2 separate regions of the Homo sapiens genome follow, and region 1 is linked to region 2. A link is an interaction called in ENCODE POLR2A ChIA-PET data of the cell type or tissue named here. Cell type or tissue: PC-9. All regions are shown on one strand. Links, peaks and the distances in the headings refer to the core of each region. The heading gives the core; the rest is flanking DNA. Region 1 has its middle 14 kb from the start of MIR4657. Region 2 overlaps LOC124901622 (a long non-coding RNA gene).

Evidence for each region. Peaks named below come from ENCODE experiments on the same cell type or tissue, not always from the same donor. Only the 100,000 strongest peaks of a DNase experiment are listed, where the experiment ranks them.
Region 1: POLR2A ChIA-PET joins it to region 2 with 8 read pairs; 3 of 35 experiments call an interaction of 5 or more read pairs at or near these places.

The regions. Positions count from the first base shown.
Region 1 is chr7:44,865,734-44,870,124 of GRCh38, forward strand. No RefSeq gene overlaps it. Among named protein-coding and RNA genes, the nearest start is that of MIR4657, 14 kb to the right of the region's middle. In PC-9, for the core only: no CTCF peak of the experiment used is centred there; a DNase peak (open chromatin) is centred at 1,788.
Region 2 is chr7:44,725,401-44,729,791 of GRCh38, forward strand. It overlaps LOC124901622 (a long non-coding RNA gene), which reads right to left. Exons shown (of 2, transcript XR_007060299.1): 2 at 898-1,103. Among named protein-coding and RNA genes, the nearest start is that of ZMIZ2, 21 kb to the right of the region's middle. In PC-9, for the core only: no CTCF peak of the experiment used is centred there; a DNase peak (open chromatin) is centred at 2,441; H3K27ac peaks cover 2,249 bases.

The DNA of each region.
Region 1 (4,391 bases), core at 183-4,182, 140 kb after region 2:
TGGTGGGATTACAGATGTGAGCCACTGCGCCCAGCTGCACTCTAGATTATAATCCTTATTTCTATTCCAGAGTAAACCCAACACCCAACATATTTAGAGTTAATTTTTTTCTAGTGTCTTTTTTTTTCAGGTTGACAGGGTAATTGATATAAACAAGAGTTAAGTTCCTACAGCATATTTCTGGTCACAAAAACATTACCAAACTTCTAAATAAAGACCCAAAAAGCTTCTAATATTAAACATTGAAATAAATTTGAGCTATACATACATTTAAGAAAGATTAATAAAAACAGGCTGGACACGGTGGCTCACGCCTGTAATCCTAGCACTTTGGGAGGCCAAGGTGGGCAGATCACCTGAGGTCAGGAGTTCAAAACCAGCCTGACCAACATGGTGAAACCCAGTCTGTACTAAACATACAAAAAAAATTAGCTGGGCATGGTGGCGCACACCTGTAGTCCCAGCTATGCAGGAAGCTGAGGCAAGAGAATTGCTTGAATCTGGGAGGTGGAGGTTGCAGTGAGCTGAGATTATGCCACTGCACTCCAGCCTGGATGACAGAGTGAGACTCCATCTCAAAAAAAAAAAAAAAAAAAAGATTAATAAAAACAAGTAGGATAATTATTTGCCTCATTTTTGGTGAATGAATGAGTGATGACTGTCACAGTGGGGTGGGTTAAATTAAGGAATAAATGTTTATAAAGCAAAATTTGTAAGGAATGGCCTCTGCTACCACACAGTTAAAAAACAATCACACATTTGGCAGGCTCACTGAGCAATTTCATTCCTCATTGTTCATTGCCTATTGTCATGCATTTGTATAATTATCATATTCTTTACCAATTTTTATTTTATAATAATTTGTATTCATTTATCCATACATTGATTTTCTAACCCATTTATTCCAGTTCAGGGTTGTGGGTGGCTGGAGCCTATCCTGGCAGTTGAGGGTACAAGGTGGGAGCCAATCCTGGACTGAATGCTATTCTACACACGGCACATGAACTCAGACTGGGACACTTTAGACATGCCAATGAACCTAACCTGCACATCGTTGGGATGTGGGAGGAGACCAGAGTACCCAGAGAAAACCCACACAGTCATGGAGAGAAGGTGCTCTAGAACACACCCCAGCAATGATGTCAGGCGTAGCCTCAGAGGGTGGATGGGAGCAGCTTGCAGGGAAATTGAGAGAGCTGGCTCCACTCCCAAGCCCCCCTTCTTTTGAGACAGGGTCTCATTCTGTTGACGAGGCTGGAGTGCAGTGGTATCATCATGGCTCACTGCAGGCTTGATCTCCCAGGGTTGGGTGATCCTCCCACCTCAGCCTTCCAAGTAGCTGGGACTACAGGCACATGGCACCATGCCTGGCTAATTTTTTATATTTTTTAATAGAGGTGAGGTCTCACCATGTTGCCCAGGCTAGTCTTGAACTCCTGAACTCAAACGATCCACCCACTTCAGCATCCCAGAGTGCTGGGATCAGGAGCCACCTGCCTGGCCCTGGCTCCCTTAAAGTGTGACCTTTGAAGGCAAAATGGTAGGTACAATATAAAACACTGCAACAAACCCTGATAATTCCCACGCTTGTTTCTATCCTAAGTCTTGCCCACAAAAGAGAAAACCTATAGCTGACAAAGGTTTGGGAGAGTTCAGCAGGTGTAATCAAAATAGAGTTTGCAGTCCCCACCAGAAAAGATGTGGTGTCAGATGAGGAGCAGATAAATGAGAGCACTGCTCTGATGAGTCACTTGCCTAAGTGATGTCACCAGCTGGGTTTTCACTGCCAGAAAATCAGCAGCTGCTGGACTAGAACATTCCACATCGCTGACAACAGCTCTTCTTCCTTCAGAAGTTTGTTTTCTGCCATTCTGCCAGAACACCTAGCATGCTTTCTCTTTTTATGTTATTTATACTAGAAGGTGAGGAACCTGCCTTTATGTTCTGAACTATGCATGATAGAGGACCCAATTAAAAAAAAAAAAACTCTTTCAGAATTCCAAGCCAAAGCTTCAAGGCCAGAAGCAGCTAGATGTAAATAAGGGCAGGGATTTTTTTATGCAGAGAAACAACTCACTTAAGGTCATACAACAAGCCAGTAAAGACAATACATTTTCTTATTCTTAAACTTAGCCATCATCTCATAAGGCCAATTGGATCCCAGTACTCCTTCATCCAGTGAATTATCAGCAGAGAATCACTTCATTTAGTGACTTGTTCATTTTATTTATTTATTTTTTTTGAGACGGAGTCTAGCTCTGTCACCTCGCCCAGGCTGGAGTGCAGCAGTGCGAATCTCGGCTCACTGCAGCCTCCACCTCCAAGGTTCAAGCAATTCTCCCGCTTCAGCCTCCCGAGTAGCTGGGATTACAGGTGCGTTCCGCCACACCTGGCTAATTTTTGTATTTTTAGTAGAGATGGGGTTTCACCATGTTGGCCAGGCTGGTCTCGAACTTCTGACCTCAAATGATCCACCTGCCTTAGCCTCCCAAAGTGCTGGGATTACAGGCATGAGCCACCGCGCCTGGCCAACTTGTTCATTTTAAATGTAAGTTGTTTAACTCAAAGGGAAATATGCACCTATTAGGTGATTTTTTTTTTTTTTTTGAGACAGAGTCTCGCTCTGTTGTCCAGGCTGGAGTGCAGTGGCACAATCTCGGTTCACTGCAAGCTCCGCCTCCCGGGTTCATGCAATTCTTCTGCCTCAGCCTCCTGAGTAGCTGGGACTATAGGTGCGCGCCACCACGCCTGGCTAATTTTTTTTCTTTTTAAGTTTTAGTAGAGACGGGGTTTCACCATATTGGCCAGGCTGATCTCGAACTCCTGACCTCGTGATCCGCCCACCTTGGCCTCCCAAAGTGCTGGGATTATAAATGTGAGCCGCCACGCCCGGCTGAAGACCAAGAATTTTCATTTTACCATTACATGAGATGTACTTACCTGAGTCTGATTAAATGGGGCCTAAAAGAAAGAATGAAATTACCTTTCTTTTTTCTTTTTTTTTTTTTTTGAGACGGAGTTTCACTCTTGTTGCCCAGGCTGGAGTGCAATGGCACGATCTCGGCTCACCACAACCTCCGCCTCCCAGGTTCAAGTGATTCTCCTGCCTCAGCCTCCCTAGTAGCTGGGATTACAGGCATGTGCCACCACGCTCAACTAATTTTGTATTTTTAGTAGAGACGGGGTTTCTCCATGTTGGTCAGTCTGGTCTCGAACTCCTGACCTCAGGTGATCCGCCCTCCTCGGCCTCCCAAAGTGCTGGGATTATAGGCCTGAGCCACCGCGCTGGGTCTGAAATTAATTTTCAATTTATTTCTGCAAAAGAAAAAAATCTCGGCATGGTATAGCGCAAAAAAAAAATTATTTCTGCCTAAGATTTGTGGGCCTTGTGCACAGCTCAATATAAGACATGTATGTTAGAAAATGCCTCAGGAGGCTGGGCGGGGTGGCTCACGCCTGTAATCCCAGCACTTTGGGAGGCCAAGGCCGGCGGATCACGAGGTCAGGAGTTTGAGACCAGCCTGGCCAACATAGCAAAACCCCGTCTCTACTAAAAATACAAAACTTAGCCGGACATGATGGTGGGCACCTGTAGTCCCAGCTACTCAGGAGGCTGAGGCAGGAGAATCACTTGAACCCCAGAAGCAGAGGTTGCAGTGAGCCGAGATTACGCCACTGCACTCCAGCCTAGGCTGCAGAACTAGACTCCGTCTCAAAAAAAAAAAAAAAAAAAGAAAGCCTCAGGAAAAAGCCATCAGTGTGCTCCACATAAATTCATTATCATTTTATTTACTGAGCTAATACAATTTTTTTCAATATATATTAATACATACATAAATGTGATGGCCACTTAACACTGTGAGATTTAAAAAATACTTCATTAAAAAACTACAAAAGGATGCATACTAAATTGTTTAACAGCAGTTATCTTTACAGAGTAGGTTTGGGGAAAGGAGGCACATTCATTTATGTCTTTTTTTTTTTTTTTTCTAAAAATCATTTGGGCAATTTTATTTTTTTATTTTTATTTTTTTCTATAAGAAACTACTTTTATTTCAAAAATAAATCTTAAGACTGATATGTAGCTTCATCTATTCAGTAAACATTTGATCCAGTATCTACTATGCTGGATACCTAGCAGATACAAAGATGAATCTCATGTGGGTGGACCTTGATCTCAAGAGGCTTAGAGTCTAGAAAGACACATACATGTTACATACATATGTATACATTCCTATACATACCTACATATTACATCCTTTTTACTCTATTAAACAGGTAAAATGCAAGGGGAATTCAGAAGAGAGAAGATAGTCATTTTGGATGTGTAGTGCTGAAAGGCAGAGTGACATTATGGCTTTGGGCTCTGGAGTCAGAATGCTTGGATTCTG
Region 2 (4,391 bases), core at 186-4,185:
TTTTTTTGAAACAGGGTTTCGCTCTGTCACCCAGGATGAAGTGCAGTGCTGTGATCACTGCAACCTCCACCTCCCCTCCCGAGTAGCTGGAACTATAATCACTTGCCACCACGTCTGGTTAATTTCTGTATTTATTTTTTTTTTTTTTTTGTAGACACATGTTGCCCAGGCTGCTCTCAAACTCCTGGGTTCAAGCCCAAGCCCACCTAAGCCTCTGAAAGTGCTGGGATTACAGGCATGAGCCACCATGCCCAGTTTTATTTTCTGAATCCCTTTCTTTTTTTTTTTTGAGGTGGAGTCTCGCTCTGTTGCCCAGGCTGGGGTACAGTGGTATGATCTCAGCTCACTGCAACCTCTGCCTCCTGGGTTCAAGCAATTCTCCTGCTTCAGTCTCCCAAGTAGCTGGGATTACAGGTGCCCGCCACCATGCCTGGCTAATTTTTGTATTTTTAGTAGAGACAGGGTTTCACCATGTTGAGCAGGCTGGTCTCAAACTCCTGACCTCGTGATCCGCCCACCTCGGCCTCCCAAAGTGCTAGGATTACAGACTATTTTCTGTATTCTTAATGCTCTAGCATTTGTGACCTTGCTGGCTGGAGAAAGGTTGCCCTTCCTAGGGCTAGTCAATTCTTACAAAAGTGCTCCCTGAGAATATACCGTTTATATGCAAACTAATCAGTCTAGAGCCTATACACCCAACCATCTCCTTTATCAAACACTCACATACCAAGTGAATTTTTCCCCTGCCCGAAATCAACACAGGGCCAAGTTCCAGACAACTTGGGACAGCCCCAATATCCCAAAGCCCACCAAAATTATTCAAGTGAGCAAATCCCAAACTGTTCACCTTTCTCTGCCTTGCCTGTGTGAACCCAAAATATCTGAGAAAGGTCTCAGTCAATTTAGAAAGTTTATTTTGCCATGGTTAAGGACGCGCCCAAGACGCAGCCTCAGGAGGTACTGAGGACATGTGCCCAAGGTGGTCGTGGTACAGCTTGCTTTTATACATTTCAGGGAGACATGAGACATCAATCAATATGTGTCAGCTGTACATTGGTTGGATCCGGTAAGGCGGGACAACTGGAGGTGAGGGCTTCCGGGTCCTAAGTGGATAAGAAACAAAAGGTTGCATTATTTTGAGTCCTTGATCAGCCTTCCACTGAATACACAATTTAGTCTGGCTCAGTGAATATGCTTTTTTATATAAACAATAGGGCAGAGGAAGCAATCAGATATGCATTTGTCTTAGGTGATCCTTAGAGAGGTGACTTGAGTTCTGTCTGACCTTTGTCAGACAGAAATTTCCTTGTGGGCAAATTGTGAGGGAGGTATGTAGCTCCTTATTTTTGTAGCTGTCTTATCTAGGACTAAACTGGGGGGCAGGTTTGCCTGACATAGTTGCCAGCTTGACTTTTCCCTTGGCTTAATGATTTTGGGGTCCCGAGATTTATTTTTCTTTCACACCTGTCCCACAGAAACCCCAATAAAGAATCTGAGGCCAGGCGTGGTGGCTCACACCTGTTAATCCCAGCACTTTGGGAGGCCGAGGCGGATGGATGGATCACCTGAGGTCAGAGACCAGCCTGACCAACATGGTGAAACCCCATCTCTACTAAAAATATAAAAATTATCTGGGCATGGTGGCGGGCGCCTGTAATCCCAGCTACTCAGGAGGCTGAGGCAGGAGAATTGCTTGAACCTGGGAGCCAGAGGTTGCAGTGAGCCGAGATCGTGCCATTGCACTCCAGACTGGGTGACAGAACAAGACTCTGTCTAAAAAAAAAAAAAAAAGAATCTGGCGTAGGCTTCCCCCAGATCCTGCTTATGCCTCCTGACCAAACTTGGTGCTTCTCCATGTGACATGGCATGGCATGCCTCTTGTTTCTAGAAAAACCGTGAGTTACATTAAACTTCCCTTTCAATGGCATTGGTCTCCTCACTTTGTCACTTAGTCACCTCCATAAATTAAAATTACATGGGTACAAATGAGACAATGAGCCATATGGAAGTCTGGGAAAGGAGCAGCACAGGAAAGGGTGTGGGAAATGGAAAGATAAGGAACTTGGAGAGGTCTGGGAGTCAGAAAGTCAGCCAGTGTGGCTGGAGCATAGTGAGCAAGGAGAGGAAGTAATAGGAGATGAAGGCAGGAAGACAGCCGGGCCAGAGTGTGTCAAACCTTAAAGGGACTGGGTCTTATTTGAGCATGAGTGCAGTGGGAAACCATTACAGGGTTCTGAGAGGAGTGTCATGTGCTGGCTTATGCTTTACAGGGCCCCCTTTGGCTGCTTTCTTTGAGGTAAGGGCAGAGGCAGGGAGACCAATCACTTTTCATCACTTCTGTTCAACATTGCACTGGAGGTTCTACCCAGAGCAATTAGGCAAGAAAATGAAATATGGCGAGGAACAGTGGCTCACGCCTGTAATCTCAGCACTTTGGGAGGCTGTGGTGGGTGAATCACTTGAGCTCAGGAATTCAAGACCAGCCAGGAATTTGAGACCAGCCTGGGCAAGATGGCGAAACCTCATCTCTACAAAAAATACAAAAATTAGCCAGGCATGGTGGTGTGTGCCTGTAGTCCCAGCTACTCAGGAGGATTGCTTGAGCCCAGGAGGTTGAGGCTGCAGTAAGTCTTGATCTGGCCACTGCACTCCAGCCTACAGAGTGCAGTCTGTAGGATGACAGAGCAAGATCCAGCCCCTCCCCCCTCCAAAAAAAAACAGAAAGAAAAGAAAAGATGAAATAAAAGGCATTCAGATTGCAAAAGAAAAAGTGAAATTATCTCTATTTGCAGATTACTTTATATTTTATATAGAGAATACTGGTTGGGTGCAATGGCTCACGCCTGCAATCCCCAGAACTTTGGGAAGCAGAGGCAAGTTGAGCATCTGAGGTCAGGAGTTCAAGACCAGTCTGGTCAACATGGTGAAACCCCATCCCTACTAAAAATACAAAAATTAGCCAGGTGTGGTGGTGGGCACCTGTAATCCCAGCTTCTCCGGAGACTGAGGCAGGAGAATCACTTGAACCCAGGAGGCAGAGGTTGCAGTGAGCCAAGATTGCACCACTGTTCTCCTGGGTGACAGAGCGAGAAAAAGAAAAATAAAAAACAATACTAAAGAACCTACTAAAAAAACTGTTAGAATTAGTAAATGAGATCAGCTAGATTGCAGGATACAAAAATCAATGTACAAAAATCATTTGTATTTCTACACAGTAGCAGTGAACAAACTGAAAATAAAATTTTAAAAAGATTCCATTTGGGCTGGGCACAGTGGCTCATGCCTGTAATCCCAGCAGTTTAGGAGACCAAGGCAGGCAGATCACCTGAGGTCAGGAGTTCGAGATCAGCCTGGCTAATATGGTGAAACCCCATCTCTACTAAATATACACAATTAGCTGGGCGTGGTGGCGGATGCCTGTGATCCCAGTTACTTGGGAGTCTGAGGCAGGAGAATCGCTTGAACCTAGGAGGCAGAGGTTGCAGTGAACCGACATCGTGACACTGCACTCCAGCCTGGGCGACAGAGTGAGACTCCATCTCAAAAAAAAAAAAAAAAAAGATTCCATTTTTGGCAGGGCATGGTGGCTCACGCCTATAACCCCAACACTTTGGGAGGCTGAGGCTGGAGGATTACTTAGGCCCAGCAGTTTTACTCTAGCCTAGTTGACATAGTAAGACACCATTTCTACTCTAAAAAATTTTATTTATTTATTTATTTTTTTGAGACGGATTCTCTTTCTGTCACCCAGGCTGGAGTGCAATGGCGCGATCTTGGCTCACTGCAACCTCTGCTTCCCAGGTTCAAGCGATTCTCCTGCCTTAGCCTCCTGAGTAGCTGAGATTACAGGTGTGCGCCACCATGCCCAGCTAATTTTGTATTTTTAGTAGAGATGGGGTTCACCATGTTGGTCAGGCTGGTCTCGAACTCCTGACCTCGTGATCTGCCTGCCTCAGCCTCCCAAAGTGCTGGGATTACAGGTGTAAGCCACCACACCCAGACATAAAAAAAAATTTTTTTAAAGAAAATATTTCATTTTGGCTGGATGAGGTGGCACACGCCTAGTGATAGCAGCAGGATAGCTATCCCAGTGATAGCAGCAGGAGGCAGACAAATCACTGGGCAGACAGGGTCAGGTCCCTGGTGAAACTTGACCTTCAAGCCGAAGGCAGTTTAAAGCCTGAATACCATGCTATGAGTCTTGGATAAATCCACGGACCAGATTGAGAACCTCTGTTCCCATTTGGTGCACTTTCCTGATTCATCCCCACCCTTCACCTATTTTACATATACCTACCCTTTCCTAATTGTTTTTCTTTTTTTTACAGTCATGTCCATCTTTGAGTGGTGCCTTTTTTTTTAGCCTTTTTTGCATACTCACAAACCAATCA